Regions from separate parts of the Mus musculus genome. Here region 1 is linked to region 2. The links are chromatin loops, found by intact Hi-C in ENCODE. Cell type or tissue: heart. All regions are shown on one strand. Each heading gives the region's core, and the rest is flanking DNA. Links, peaks and the distances in the headings are about the cores only.

The links. Peaks named below come from ENCODE experiments on the same cell type or tissue, not always from the same donor. Only the 100,000 strongest peaks of a DNase experiment are listed, where the experiment ranks them.
Region 1: it touches region 2 in a loop (2.1-fold over the local background); 3 of 42 quality-filtered maps call a loop at or near these places.

What each region holds. Positions count from the first base shown.
Region 1 is chr16:87,607,975-87,615,959 of GRCm38, forward strand. It overlaps Gm41485 (a long non-coding RNA gene), which reads right to left. Exons shown (of 4, transcript XR_876209.2): 2 at 2,253-2,388; 3 at 521-833. Among named protein-coding and RNA genes, the nearest start is that of Gm41485, 4.3 kb to the right of the region's middle. In heart, for the core only: a CTCF peak has its summit at 4,084 (motif pointing right); a DNase peak (open chromatin) is centred at 3,627; H3K27ac peaks cover 297 bases.
Region 2 is chr16:87,694,977-87,702,961 of GRCm38, forward strand. Bach1 (BTB and CNC homology 1, basic leucine zipper transcription factor 1) reads left to right here and starts at 3,978. Exons shown (of 5, transcript NM_007520.2): 1 at 3,978-4,080. In heart, for the core only: a CTCF peak has its summit at 3,999; DNase peaks (open chromatin) are centred at 3,115, 3,925 and 5,115; H3K4me3 peaks cover 3,175 bases; H3K27ac peaks cover 2,920 bases.

The DNA of each region.
Region 1 (7,985 bases), core at 1,167-6,166, 87 kb before region 2:
AAGAGTTGAGTAAAACAAAAGTAGCTTTTCATCTGTGTGGCAGAACACTACCAGCAACTATTTCACAACCTTCTAAAATTGTGCCAATTTCTGGGGATCAAATGCTTAAGTAGGAGTCTGTGGCGGACATTCCACATTTGAACTTCAACTCTGTGTGTCTGTCTGATTGACTATCTCTCTGCCTCAGGGTGTGTGTGTGACGGGGGGGGGGGGGGGGTGGGGAGATGGATTTCATGTCCTTCAGAGTAGATGAATCAGCTGTGATACTGGTAGCCTCTCTCACTTAAGGAGATGGTTGAAGCTACCACCCCAGCAGTCTGCGCCGCCGTCTATCACAGCAGGTAGCAGCCTCACCCTCTGATCCAATATCGACATTCCTGAATCCATCATTCAAACCCAGACTCCCTCATTTTTACTATCCAAGGTATTTAAAGTACAAACATCACTGCAAACATAAAATATTGTCCCTGGTGCACTGATATAACTGTCTGTAGAATGGAATTACGTTATTTGATCTTACCTCAGCCTGGGGTGGAATAACTTGATGCCTTTGAGCATCAAGGAATAAGGCCCAAATTCTTCACTCCTTTTCTCATCAGTCGTTTTGTCAGAGGTGAGGCATGACATTATCGCCAGGTTACTCAGTTCCTAGACTGGAGATTTGGAAGGCCTTTCTCTAGGTAGTGGCAGATGATAGCGTTCCTTGATTTGGGAAGCAGCTCTCTATGCTCTTGTAACAAGGAGAAATGGGTACTCAAATTCTCGTGTCTGCACATGGGCTAACTGGACACAGCTACTGCTGGTGACTTCCTACTGCTTGCTGGCTATTCCTCCTACAATGGGGGGAACAAGGAGACCGAGATCTCAGGTTGCTTTGCAATTAGTAGGTCATCAGACTCACTATGCGATGGAAGGCTGAATAAACTTCGAGGGCACAGTGCAACACACACACAGACACACACACACACACACACACACACACACACACACACACACACACACAATTGGATCATATGTTTAAAACATTATCTAGCAGTTTAACACAGTGGCAGAGTGTTAGGCTAGTCTGACTGTCTGACTGTCGCACCCCTACAGAGTGACATCACTCAGTGAAATGCATTTTGTACCTAGACACTATTGAAATCCTTACCAAACTTTCACCTCATCCCTCCATATAAGTCTTCAGTTATTCTTCCTTCTCAAACCCTTTACTTTTGTAAAAACAAAGACAGACAGACAGACAGACAGACAGACAGACAGAAACTCTCCTGGACTCTGGGAGGGTCTGATGAGAAAGACTCAGTTAGTTTTGCCCACATTTTTTTCTTTTCATTTTTGAATACCAGAGCTCACAGGTATTGCCCTGACTTCTGACTCCCTCAAGTACAACTCCACCCTCCCACCCCCCGACCCTCCCCCCGACCCTCCGACCCCCGCCAGCTTACGCTGAAGTCTTAGTATACACTTGGTGAACATGTATTTGCCTATTGTTAGAGGATTGCTAAAAATTAAATTAATTAGGAATATTCTTCAAAAGCCCTTGACGTTGAATATGAAGTAAAAACATGACTCAAAGGAACGAAACCATCCGCATTTTGTGTAGGAGAGCTTTGGAAGAAGTCACCACGGATGGATACGTCTGAGTCAAAAAGGATTTGTCCTTCTAATCAAAATGGCTTCTGATCGCTTTGCTTTCAGGGAGACTGCATTAGAGTTCTCCAGCCGGTAAGCCAATAGGATGTGTGTGTGTGTGTGTGTGTGTGTGTGTAAAGCTACACTGTATCTACATCTATATCATCTACTCATCTAGGTATCTGTCTCTATCTATCATCAATGTGTGTGACATAAGTAAGCTTGTGGAAAGGATTCTGCCTGTAGATTATGAAAACACTCAGGCCCTGCAGTGTGTAGAGTACATCAGTGAGCTTGGGACCAAGGGATACCGGGCATGTCATCCCATCCACAGTCAGGAGGGTCGGGATTCAGGGGTTACCCATGGCTCCTACAGAGGCAGCAAGGAGGGAGACTTTCTACATCCTCAGAGATTAGTCAGTATTTTTTGTTTTGGAACGGCCTACCCACCCTACACAGAGGACACTGCTTCATGTGAAAGCAGCCCTGCCCCTCATAGAAACATCCAGAAGACTGAACATCAAGCCCCCACACGGTATTAGCCACTGTAGACACTCTCTTGTCACAAAGTTTTCTGAGCACTCAACATTCTTGGCTTCACAGGTTAAAAGGAAAAGTACCTTAGACCAATTAAATATAGCACAGCAAAACGAAAGTCAGCTGATTCACAGATTGGGTGCAGCAGCCACAGTCGCAGCAGGTTCTGAGCACACTCCCAGCCATGTGATCTCATAGCAGTTACAGGAATACAGAAGCCTGTCATAGAAACAACATGATTGGCTAAAGCTTAGCCAGTCACACGATTGGTTACAGCCTCACCAGTTAATTGTTTATACCTTTATTAGTTAGTTGGCAACAGGGCGTCTAGAAGCCAAATAAAGTCTAGTTGCCGGGATTAGGTTCTATATTGATCAACTTGACTGGGTTCTGTGTAAGCCTACGGTCCAAGCTCTGTAAAGTTCTGCTCCACATGCAGTACAGAAAGCTACCACTGTTCATTATTTGTTTAATTCTATCACTTGGCCACAACTAAACATTAATTATATCAAAATTGAATTAGAATGGAAGGTTTCGCTACATGTAAGTTATTGCGCGGGCAGCTTCGGGGTGCTGGCTTTGTCCTGGGCACCGGTCAGTATTGCAAAGTCAGCAAGGACCTCTGGCTCCTATCAAGGATGTTACCCAGGAAGTGCAGTTAAGAGAGTTTTCACGTGAGAACATCTTCCTGGGTGTGCTTTCCGTTCTCTTGTGACTGCACTTTTAGAGTGGAAACCTACAAATGGCGTCGTCAGCCAGCGTTGCCTTTGTGGCTCTGTGATACAGGAAATATAGATCAAGTAGTGATCAGAATGTCAGAGAGCGGCAGTAAGGTCAGCTGCAGGTCCTTGGCAACAGGAGGGGAGAGAGAAAAGAAAAACAAGAACCCCGGGTATGGCAAGGCAGCCAGGGGAAGAATGGAGCGCCACAAGGTGGGGAAAGACACCCGGTTTTATCCGGCTCCACATCCGTGAAGGTAAGAGAGCGACCAGGCAGCCCAGTGCTCAGAGAAGGGAGATACAGTAAGAACAACAGTTATTGTTCTTGAAGTACTTGAAGAAAACAAGAAACAAGAACTCGAGATTCTAAGACAGCGGTGTCCCGGATCAGCACCAGCTTGGACTGAGAGGAAGCTGAACGAATTAATCCTCATTGCCCGGTTGTCTCATGGTGAGCGTTCATCTCTGCCGTACACGCTGCTGTTTCTCTGGTTAAATGGCCGTGAGTTATTAAGTCTCAGCCTGATGATATTTCTGTCCTGAAAAGACTGGAGTCCCTGGCTTTCACCGGCACCCCTCGCCACCTTGTGTTTTGGAAGCTCACACAGTGACGGCGCTCTGACCTATCTGCATTCCTGAACGAGCTGAGAGCAACTTGTCATGTTTTATCTTCAGAACCAACCCAGTACCTGGCAGCGGGTCAGACTTCAGCAGCTATTTCTCAACTCGCAGGAGGGAAAAAAGGATGAACGGGAATCCCATTCCTGCATTCCTAACAACACTGAAGTCAGCGTTGTGGGAATTTGGTGGGTGAGACAGAAGCGGTGATGAAACGAGAGTTGGACACTGTTCCTGGCCTCAGAGAGACCGGAGTACGATAATATTTACAAAGAATGATGCCACACAAGACAAGTTGCCCAACACCATGCCACAGCGAAGGGCAACAGCAAGGATAGATTGTGCAAATAAAAATACAGAGTGCCAAAATGAAAGTTAAATTGAAGTAAGAACATACATCTCGTGGAATATTGGAGACAGATTCATCAAACATTATTCACAGGTTATTGGAATTTACATTTGACTGGACTATCTATTATTTTACCATTCCTAAAGGGAAGGAGATGGGCTATAAGACATTAGTTCTGTTCTTTAATTCCCCACCCACCCCTTTTCAGGGAAGGATGGGATAGTAGTGAGAAGTTGGCCACTGGATGGAGACAGTCTTGCAAAGGTCCTAGGATGAAATGTAAGGAAGGGTAGTTCTGGGGGAAGAACTCCTGTGTGACAAGCGCCCAGAACAGCTCGTCCAGAGACTGGTATGTGAAAGCGGATAAGAAATGAAGCTGAATGGTCAGGCAGGGCTGGTACCTCCTACATTGCAGTCTCAGCCTCCTGAAGACAACTGCACACGCACGCCCCTTTGATGCCCTGCATGGACAGGCAGAACGGGATCCTTCTCTCTGGACAAGTCGTTTACCTTACTTAATTAGGCTTGAACATTAGTCTGTCTTTGTAAACAGCGAACAGGAAAGACCAGGAACATTTTGCAAGCTCAACATTGCTCAATGGTGTGTGTGTGTGTGTGTGTGTGTGTGCTTTTAAACATTGGTGTCCAGACAGCAAAGTTGAGGATACAGTGAATTCTAATGGCAGCTTCATTCATGAAGAAGTGACTGCATGAGCGACCTGAACACTTGGGATACTTAGTGCTTCACTCCTGCCCGTTTTATAGTAAATATCTAACGACGACGAAGGCATGTGCTCACACTGGATACTTGTGTGGAAGTGCCCTTACGTAAGATGTGCCACGCACTGTGAAAAGTATAAAGCAAATATAACGCAATAATTACCAAAGCTCGCTGATGATTCAAACAGCAGGAAATGGTTAGATAACCCTCATTAATCATTTATGACATTCCAGATGTCAACACGGTCTTGCTTTGGGTTTTCACAACAATATTATAATGCCATTATATATACATTATAAGGTAACACTATCACCTTTTTAATGAACTTCCTGTTGAGACTCATGGTGTTGAATTATTTATAATGTCATAAAATAATTATTTACAATACTGCAATTAGTTATCTTGGAATCCAAGTAAGACTTGGTTCCACATTTACATTGCTCCCAAAATACCCCAGTTGTTGTTGGTTTTTTTTTTTAATAGTCTCAGATAATGTCAGTTTTTGAGTACTGTGGCAGATATACTAGGAACAGACAAAAGGACGTGTAAGCGTCTGTCTTGTAGATACATAGGATGGCTTTGTCTGTGGCGTGTCGTCTGGATTATCTTGCCATCTGACCACCTTAACAACAGACACCGTAGGAACGATACTTGTAAGTATGTGAATATCAGATAGGAGAGATGGCTCAATGTTTAAGAACTCTTGCTGTGGGCTGATGAGATGGCTTAGTGGGTAAGAGCACACGACTGCTCTTCTGAAGGTCCTGAGTTCAAATCCCAGCAACCACATGGTGGCTCACAGCCATCCGTAATGAGATCTGACTCCCTCTTCTGGAGTGTCTGAAGACAGCTACAACTCACATATAATAAATAAATTAAAAAAAAAAAAGAACTCTTGCTGTTCTTCAAGATGATCCGAGTCTGGTTCCCAGTGCCCACATCAGATGCCTCACAAACCTCTGTAACTCCTGTTCCAAGGGCATTCATGTACACAAGTCACACACACAAACACACACAGACACACAAACACACGCAACTCTTAAAAATATTTTTAAAGGAAATATTAACATCTTAATGATCAACTAAATCATTAATCATTTTATAATTAATAAAGAGTTAAAATAGGCATGATATTATATCCTAATTAACTATCAAAATGTTCCCACCATCTTTGATCAAGTGTTCCACACTGGACTCACAGACATAATTTTGTTTTCTTCCTATTCAACCATCTCCAGAATCACTAGTTATGCCACTAAATAATGATCATTTAGAATCATCAGCTATTCGTAAAATTATAACTTGGTGTCTTTCTTGGCGGAAATACCACACATTTAAAGACGTGTTTTAATTTTCATTATAGGTGACATCAATGGGCTAATTAAATTCTTCCTGTATAATTATTTCAGCTGTATAAAATATTCCATAACTAGAATGACATTATAGCTATAAAATGTTAGGTTATATAATTATATAAGATTTAAAATTAAAAACAAAGGCTCAACATTTTAGCAACTTGTTCCCTAGGGAAAAGTTGCTGGACCATTCCTTTTCTGTGGTTTTAAAAGCGGGACAGTAATGGTAACATTTGAAACAAAATGGACTTTTCATATTGTTACTTTCTCAATATAGAGCAAAGTCTTTGTTTTGAATACTCTTGTGTGATGGTTTGATGTTACTGCTTCCTTTAGAAGAAGTCTAGCCTCTGAATTTCCTTTCCCAGGTGGCCTCCTGGCTTACCTATTTCCCCCCAGACACTTAGAAGGGTTGCTATTGATTTCCTTGTGTAGGAAAATGCTCTTAGCCCTGGCAGGGTGTAGCCCTTTATCCCGTAGCCTTGGTCACCCATCTTCGACTGACAGAGGCTCTGGAAGGAGGGAGATGCTTTAGCCTTGGAGAGAAGGGAACGTTTCTCAGGGGAACCTTGTAAGTGTGATAGCTATTTAGATTAAGGGTGTACACACTTTTCACATTGTGATGTAAAGTTGTCATCTAATTGTTGGGCCACATTTGGGACACACATGGTCTGCAGGCCACAGGCTGGGTATTCCTGATATGAAAACCCAGTTTCTATTTATACACAGAAATTATTTATATTACAATCAGATTTTCTGATTCATTTATAAGTTTATTTTTAATTTTTAAAATTTGCTATTTATTTGTCATTGAGTGAGTGCATCGTCTATATGGATCTCTGTATGCCACTGTGTGCCTGAGTGGCAGAGGCCAAAAGAGGGCATCGGATTCCCCGTACCTAGAGCTGCAGACAGTTGTGAGGCATGAGGTGGGCGATAAGAATTGAGTCTAGGTTCTTTTTCACAGCAACCATGGTCCCAACTACTGAGCTATCTCTCCATTCCCGATTTGTATATTTAAAGGGTTGTAAATAGCCTAGTAGGAGTAAATGATTTTAGATAGCTCACACAGATTATTTGGTAAATTTGAAAATCTTTTCCTTTTCCTTTTTTTAGATCGCATCTCACTATGTAATCCAAGCTGACTTTGAACCCACAGACTGATTTTCTTTTGTATACACACACACACACACACACACTCTCTCTCTCTCTCTCTCTCTCTCTCTCTCTCTCTCTCTCACACACACACACACACACACACACACACACACACACACACACACACGCAAGCATGCATGTGGTATCAGCTGACCTGCTCCATCGCTCTCTGCATAACTTCCTGAACAGTGTCTGCTAGCATTCTGTCTAAGCTCTGCCTCACAGTTACCTGGTAACAGCCAGGTATGCCTGACTCTATAAAAAGAGGCTGCTTGCCCCCTCCTCACTCTCTTGCTTTCTCTTTCTCTGCTTCCCCTTTCCCCTCTCTCTCCATTATCCCCACCACCACCATGCTCATGGCCAACCTCTACTTCTCTACTCTCTCCCTCTCTCTCCTTTCTCTGCCTCTACTACCCTCTTGACTTCCCTCCCCATGCCCTAAATAAACTCTATTCTATACTATACCGTCCTGTGGCTGGTCCCTCAGCATGGGCCCACCGAGACGCCCCCTTTCCCCACACCTCACCACACCTCCATAGAACATACCTCCACCTTATCTTTTCATAAACACACCCATGTCTCTTACTGAACCAGAAGCTAGGAGGGTGGTCAGCATCCACCCGTGATCCTCAACCCAGCACAGGGGTTCCACATCTGCATGTGGCCAGACCCAGGTTTTTATGTGGGAGCTGGGATCTAACCTCAGGCAAATCTGCATCCTTGTGCAGCGAACACTGCCTGATGATCCAGCTACCCCTCCTTCACATTTGTAGTGTACCTTTCTCCACAGGATAATCTCAGTGATTCCGATTTTCATGCCATGGTGAATAAGACAGAAATTAATTAGCAGATACATTTTGATGTTAGAGTGTGTAGATGAAGAACCCAAGTTCTTC
Region 2 (7,985 bases), core at 1,010-6,009:
TCCCCCTCTCCCGTCCTCCCCCCTCCTCTCTCTCATTTAAGTGGTTTTGGTTCAAAGCAAGGAATACTGAAAATTATGGTCCTTTCCTTCATCCAGCCTACACGCGTTTCCTTTCTATCCTCTCAACTTTAGCATTAATTTAAATAGCACATATCTGAAAGATTTCTCATCAGCCTAGGGATGAAATCTAGCTGCAGGCACAGTGCATTATCCTTCCCATTGGCTTGGTTTTATAGGTTTGTTTTTTGTTTTTTTCCTGCTAGGTGACAAGCTTCAAGTTCTAATTTACCAGTTTCTCAACCTCTACCGGCCTTGACCGCCCGCATCAGTGTTAACAATGTTGCTCCTTGAGCGGTGCCCAGTCTGCTGGAATCAGAATCTCAGGCAGGCAGGTCCAGAAGTCTGTATTTTAACGTCCTGTAGATGCTCTCACTGGCTGAAGTTTGAGTTGCTCCTCATAGTCCTGACAGTCTCAAACCTTGGGATGTCTTTGTAGGGAAGTTGCATATGACCAATCAGAATAGAGGCCATTGTGATCATGTGAGAAAAATGTTGAAATTGTGGTCTAGAGGAGAGAAGAAAGTGCATGCCCGACAGAGAAAGACTGTGTAGTTGATGTTCTGTGTGGTCCGGAGAATCATCTACAATAGCCATATACTTTAGTTGAATGAGTGAATTTGTTCAGTATACAGAAACCAAAGTAAAATAATAAATGGAAAGGGAGTAGATTATAATCTTGGGCACTCACCACATCCAGCAGAAATAGGCTGGGAAGGATCTTCAAGGCAGATGGCTGGAATTCCCCATGGGGGGTCCCAGGCAGAGTGTCCCCTCAAGTGAGGCTACAAGTAAAAGGACTCGCAACATTTTAGAGATGACGTAATCAAATAATGGCTCTTACAGCATCATGTAGAACCAGACTAGGGATTTCGGAGCAGTCAGCTGGAGTTCCCAGGCGAGCCTTCTCCCTATGATTGAGACTCTGCATGGCTGAACTTCTGGCTTCTCTTCCCTATGTAGACCTTAGAATAGCATGGAATAAGCAATAGTAACCTCTATTGGAAATGGCTCGCTTTCTAGCTCTTTTCATAGGTCCAGTGCATTTACTTTTTGGTCTATGTACTGGCTGGTTTTGTGTCAACTTGACACAAGCTGGAGTTATCACAGAGAAAGGAGCCTCCCTTGAGGAAATGCCTCCAAGAGACCCAGCTGTAGGGCATTTTCTCAATTAGCGATCAAGGGTGGGAAGGCCCATTGTGGGTGGTGCCATCCCTGGGCTGGTAGTCCTGGGTTCTATAAGAAATCAGGCTGAGCAAGCCAGGGGAAGCAAGCCAGTAAATAGCATCCCTCCATGGCTTCTGCATCAGCTCCTGCCTTCAGGTTCCTGCCCTGTGTGAGTTCCTGTCCTGACTTCCTTTGCTGATGAACAGCAATGTGGAAATGTAAGCAGAATAAACCCTTTCCTCCCCAACTTGCTTTTATTTTTATTTTTTATTTTTAGTATTTGTTCTCTTAATACTTTAATACTCTTTTTTTCTTGGCTATTTTCTTTATTTACATTTCAAATGTTCTCCCCTTTCCAGGTCTCCACTTTGGAAACCTCCTCCCCCTGCCTCTATGAGGGTGCTCCCCCCCCCCATTCCCATCCTCCTGCTCTGGTGTTCCCCTACACTGGGGCGTTGAACACCCTTAGGCCCGAGGGCCTCTCCTCCTACTGATGTCCTACAAGGCCATCTTCTGCCACATGGGTTGCCAGTGCTATGTGTATTCTTTGGTTGGTGTCCTGTCCCTGGGAGCTCTGGGGGGTCTAGCCTGTCAACACTGTTGCTCCTTCCATGGCTCAGTGGCTAAGAACACTGATTGCTCTTCCAGAGGTCCTGAGTTCAATTCCCAGCAACCACATGGTGGCTCACAGCCATCTGCAATCTGATGCCCTCTGAAGGCATGTCTGAAGACAGTGACAGTGTACTCACATACATTAAATAAATAAATAAATAAATAAATAAATAATAAAAATGCCACAACTTGCTTCTTGGTCCTGCTTTTTTTTTGCTGCAATAGAAACTCCGACTAAGGCAGACTGCTTGGCTATTTTTCTTCTCGTCTTGTCACAGAGTTGGGGCGGGCATCCCATGCTAAGTGTTCTTAGAGGACAAGTCAAGAGAAACGTGCTTAGAGGGAGGTTCTCTGTGAGCTAATACACATGACATAAGGCTACTTATCGAAATAATGTACACGAGAGGCGTGGGAAGAAGGCAGACTATACTTTGGCTCAGGATGGAAGGAGAGTGAGTGTGACAGACACCCCAGGACCCTCGAATGTCTGTCAGAACCACCATCAACTCGCACAGTCTATCCCTAAGTGTCTCCCCTCATTTCTCACTGAATACCTACATAATGATCTCAGGATCCTGAACATGCCGCCTGCCTCCACGCCTGGATCCCCTCACAGCCTGGTAGACCACACTCCTCTCAGCCATGCCCTGGTTTTAGCTCTGTTGCTGTCCCTGCCTCACAAAGGCACCAGGTCACCACTTACATGGCCACCCCACAGCACTTAGGCCATATTCTCACCTACTTTAGAGGTAACTGAATGTCCTTAAGTCACAAGAGCTTACGCACTGTACAGATGCAGTCATGTCAATGTTATCACTATTTGGAGACAACCCTCTCCTGGAGCCCTTGCACTGTCTGTGTGTGTTTAAGGAGCACATACATTTTGGGGCTTCCCATTTTTCTACATCTTTCCTCTGGAACTCAAAGCCAGCAACATTATTTCTTCCTACAAGTCCTCCCAGGGCTACTGGCCTCAGGGGTGGTAATTCCTTCCTCATTTTTAATCAGGTTGGCCAGCCCAGTCCTCTCTTTCTCCAGACTGATAAGCCCTGCCACGAGTGCATGCAGCTTTGCGTAAAGACACTGCCTTGAACAACAGCGAACATAATAAAAAATAGAAACGAACAATTGGATTAACACCCCAATAAGTAGCAGAGGATGAAAGCATGACCAGGACTTGAGGGAAGACGTCTGACATGACCAGACACGGATGCGTCCATGTTTCCTGGTAGTGCAGCGTAGAGGGACAACAGGAGGCTGCCAGACAGTACAATATTCCGGATATGAAGCCCAGTACAGCGTGCTTGCCCATTGGTGAATGCAGTCCGTCGTGGCTAGGCAGATAAGAGTGCAGCTTATATTCAGGCAAGTATGAAGGGCGCAAGAATAACTCTCAAAGCAGTATTGGCTGAGCACAAGGAGTAAAGGGATTTGATCGGGGAAGCATGCATATTAATGGGTTATAATGAGCAAAGCACACTCCAGGTTACCTGCCTTGCGGTTTTCGAGGAAGGGCCTCAAGGACACAAACAACTAGAAGGGAAGCTAGTGATCATTCAGAGGGGCAGCAGCCTCCCCCTCTCAGAATCTGCTCCTAAAAGTCCTGCGGAGCTTCAGACAGATGTTGACATACACCCTTTTCAGCAAGTTCAAACACCTGGTTTTTGTGCTCCTACAGGAAAGCAGCCCAGGAGCTTGGCCGAACTGAGCTTCCGAGGTTTGGGGGCGTGGGGCAGAAGACCTTATCTAATCTGTGTGTGGGGGGGGGGGAGGGGGGAGAGGGGCTGTGTGAACAAAAACCCTGGGGGCGTGGAGGCGTCAGCCTTTTTTTTTCCCTGCCTTCAGCAGGTGAGGAAGAGGTGGTCTTCCGTGACGTGTAACCTTGCCACCAAAGGCAGAGATAGGGCGACGCGGTTGGAGGCCTGGCGCTCAGCAATACAATCCACAACGTTACACGGAGCTCGCAGGAGGCGAAATAGAGAGGCTCTTACTAGCGGAGGGCGTGGCCTGGAACGGGGCGTGGCTCCAGGCAGGGCGTGGCCTGGAGCTCGGCAGGGCTTCAGCTACGGGGCGGGGCCCGGGGGCGGAACCGGGGGCGGGGCTTTAGCGCCCCGAGGCGCTGGCGGTGGTGGCGGAGAGGAACGGAGCGCAGGGGAGGAGACGGGCGGCTGTCCGCGCAGAGGGAGTGAGTCACCTGACCGCCGCTTGCCGCCTGCAGTCGGGCCGCGCCGCGTCTCGGCTCCGGTAAGTGGCTCGGGCGGTGCGCGGTGCCGTCCTTCCGTCCTTTCCGGGGGTCACCGGGGCTGGTGGCGGGCGGCCGCGCGGGCCTAGAAGGGGCGGCGGGCTGCGCGCTGTTTACGCGCTGCGCGGACTCTCTGGGCCGGCCGTGCCGGCGCCGCCCTGCACCGCGCTCCGCCGCGGGCCGCGTCCCGCTCCGCCTGCTGCGGGGGCAAGGCCGAGCGGGCCGGGGTTCCGGGACTACCGGGCGCTCCGCGCTTCCCTTTGTTGTTGCTTGGCGCACGTTTGTAATGTGGACTCGCACAGCATAGGCAGAGTGGGTCTCGATGTTAACGACACCAGCTTTTGTGTTCGTGTCCGGTAGGGCCAGGGCCAGCGCGTTTTCGATCTTCTCCGGGACTTTGGTGTCATTTAGTGGAATTGCGCCGATGGCTTTTATGTAGTGAGCTCTCTATGTTCAGCGTGCGCTGAGTCAAGGCAGACGTAGTAGTAATTCTGAAAGAACGCGTGTGGGAAAATCCTGCTCCCCAGACAGGCTTGGAAGAACAAAGACTTTTTTTTTTTTTTTCAGGATGCTGTTCTTTTTCCTTTTGGAGAATTGTAGAGTTGTGACTGCTAGCCTTGGAGGACGATGCCCCTGCTGGGTCTTTGTTTAGGCATTGAGCACTCCTCTCAGCTCACTGGGTTTGCAGGAAAGGCAGTTCAGAAAGATTAAAGGATGACCACTGTAGATTTTTGTTCGTGGCCGAGCTTTTGAGCTCTACAAATATTCAGAGAAATGGGAAGAGGTATGGGTTGGCCTATTCTTCCTGCTCTTGTGGTAGTGGTGCAAGCTCTGGGCTGGGCTTGAAGGCGCTTGCCACTTCTGGCTTTGGACATCGTAAGGGAGTCTAGAGGAAAAAAGGCTCCTGGTGAGTCATCTTGGAGTTGGGTAGCTTTGGAGGAGTGATCGCCTCTTGTTGTTTAACCGTCGGATCTGTCAAGTGGCTTCCCTTTGTTCGCTACGTTGGTTGGATAACAAGGTAGGGTGACTCTTTAAAAGAGTTTGTGTTGCTGAGTCATTCACCCCAGACTGAGAGGTAATTAGGAACAGCTGGTGCAGATACGCGCATCACATGCCTCCACTATAAAAGGCTGAGCTGCACACACGAGGGGTGGCTTCAGGAGGCCGGAGGGGGTCCAGCTGCGGGCTGTGTGTTTTGATCCAGGTAATCAGTGGCTGACGTGGTAGAGCGTGCTTAAGACGTGGCCAAGGAACACCGAGGTGGTGTTTAAACAGCAGCCTCGTGGCCTACTGCGGGAGACTCAATTTGTGCTGGAGGAAGCTGGATCTTTGAGATTTCAGATAGAAGTAAGGCAGTCAGCAGTATTATATCATTTCTTTCCCTTGCTGTCCTCGCTTTGCCTTTAGTATTTTGATGCAGAGTGGTGTATACATGCTTAAGTTATTCTTTATAATTTTTTTTTAAAATGAGGCCACAAAGGGGATTTCCTTTTAGGGCTTTTAGGTTTTCCTGCATAACTAGTTTCTGGGGTCAGGTGGTAAAGAATAGATAAGAGTCAGCGGGTCTTCTTGGGTCAAGGCTAAGAAGAGGGGTCTATGGATGTGTCTGTCTCTCTTGATTTTATGGATCTTGTGTAATTTCTTTTTGAAAAAAGAAAACACACACACACACACACACACACACAAACACACACACACACACCAGTCCTCGGTGCACTGTTTGGGAAAGGGAAAGTGTATGAAGAGAACTGGCTTCTTCTTCCCTTTGACTAAAAGAACGATGATTTTTAAAAACATGTATTTATTTTATTGTTTTGTGTTTGTATTTGTGCAGAGATCAGAGGACAGTTTGCATTTGTGGTTCTCTCCGTTAATCCTGTGGGTTCTGGGGCCTGGACCTCAGGCCGTCAAGCTTGGTGGCGAGTGCCTTTACCCTCTCAAGGGTTGCATGGGCCGCAAGAACGATACCAAATTATTATTGATGGTCATTCCTTTCAAACCTCTGTAGCAGGGGAGCGGTTGGTGTGCTGTTTTAGATTTAGGGTTATCAGTGTTGTCTCTTTCAGATGTTAGGAGATTTCAGGTAGATTACAGGATGCTTGATCTAACATGAAAATATCCACATCAGGAAGTTAAACGAGGAGGGTGACATCAATATTTGCATACTAGATAATGTGGTTATGCACACTTTATCCTTTTTTCTGTTGAGGAATATAAAATTTACTTTCCACTGCTATTGCCATCATTCCAAGTCTGCAACAGATTTCTGTGTGTGTTTAATTTCTGATCTTTTCCGAGAGCTGTAGTAATTTCAAAATATTCTTAGTATTTGACTTTCACTTCATATGTAGTTTTTATATTGTAAAGAATAAAAGATGGGAATTTCTTACTACATTCTTAAAGTGAGTGATAGAAATAAAAAAATTACATAGTTCTATTTTGATAACATTTTATTGGATTTGTAGGCAAGCCCCAAAGGTGGTTGGTTGAATGTGTGTAGTGATTAGAAGGTTTGATAATTTATACATTTGGAATGTAATATTCATAACAAAATCTTTTAAAATTTAAGGTAAAATTCTCTTACCCTTTGGAAGTTTGTGGGTCCCCCCTTTTTTTGTTTTTGTTTTGTTTTGTTTTTTTTTTTTTTTTTTTTTTTTTTTTTGAGACAGGGTTTCTCTGTATAGCCCTGGCTGTCCTGGAACTCACTTTGTAGACCAGGCTGGCCTCGAACTCAGAAATCCGCCTGCCTCTGCCTCCTGAGTGCTGGGATTAAAGGCGTGCGCCACCACGCCCGGCTAAGGGTTCCCCCTTTTTATATCCTTGTGATTATTGTTAAAACTGCATTTAAATAATCCTTGGGAAGTGGAATTCCTCAGTCAACCTCTTCTCTCTGTCTGTCTCTCTGTCTCTGTCTGTCTGTCTCTCTCTCTGTGTAGGTTTGAGGACACCCTGTGGGAATAGGTTCTCTCCCTCTACCACACATGGTTCTGGGCACTAAACTTTAGCCTTAGGTCGGGCAGCAGGCACCCTTACCTACTGAACCATTTCACTGACCCAGAAGGCACGGCTACTATTTGGTTCCACATCAGGGCCTGTCCTTTTGTAGCTCTGTACTGTGGTGGTGACTCTCATAAGAACAGCTGCAAAACTTGTTGAGATGACCAAGTGTCATTAGACTCTTCACAGGGAAGCTTGCTTTTGATGGCTGAGGGTTTTAACAGTCCCCTCCCTTCATTTTTCTAACTTTCTATTCGTGGGATAATTGTTTGAACCCTGAACCCCGAGTCTCTTCAGCCTGCAACATGAAGGGGATTACTTTAGGTGGTGGGATGGATTAAGACACATGGTGAAGCCGGGCGTGGTGGCGCACGCCTTTAATCCCAGCACTCAGGAGGCACCAGGCGGATTTCTGAGTTCGAGGCCAGCCTGGTCTACAAAGTGAGTTCCAGGACAGCCAGGACTATACAGAGAAACCCTGTCTCGAAAAACCAAAAAAAAAAAAAAAAGCTCTCAAAAAAAACAAAGAAAAAAAAAACTAAAAAAAAAAAAAAAGACACATGGGGAATTTAAGTGCTGTTTGCTAAAAGCTAGACAATTTGCAGAGAGAAACATTTCAAAACTGCAGGTAAAATACCGGTTTCCATCACTGCCAATCCACGGCTCCTGGCTTAGTAGTAGTACATGGCAGCGGCATCTAAAGTTGGGCTCTCTGGGGAGCCATATGCTTTGAGTGGGAGATATAGAACTGAATTGCTAAAGATCATGTTCTGGCAAAGTCATCATCTTCAGGCCTTGGGGTCAGCTCGTAACTTGTGTCTTGCTGTTTCGGATAGGGTTGATGGTGATGGCGATGGTGATGGTGGTGGTCTCTGTCATAGATTGCTGTGAGGATGAAGTGTGTGTTACT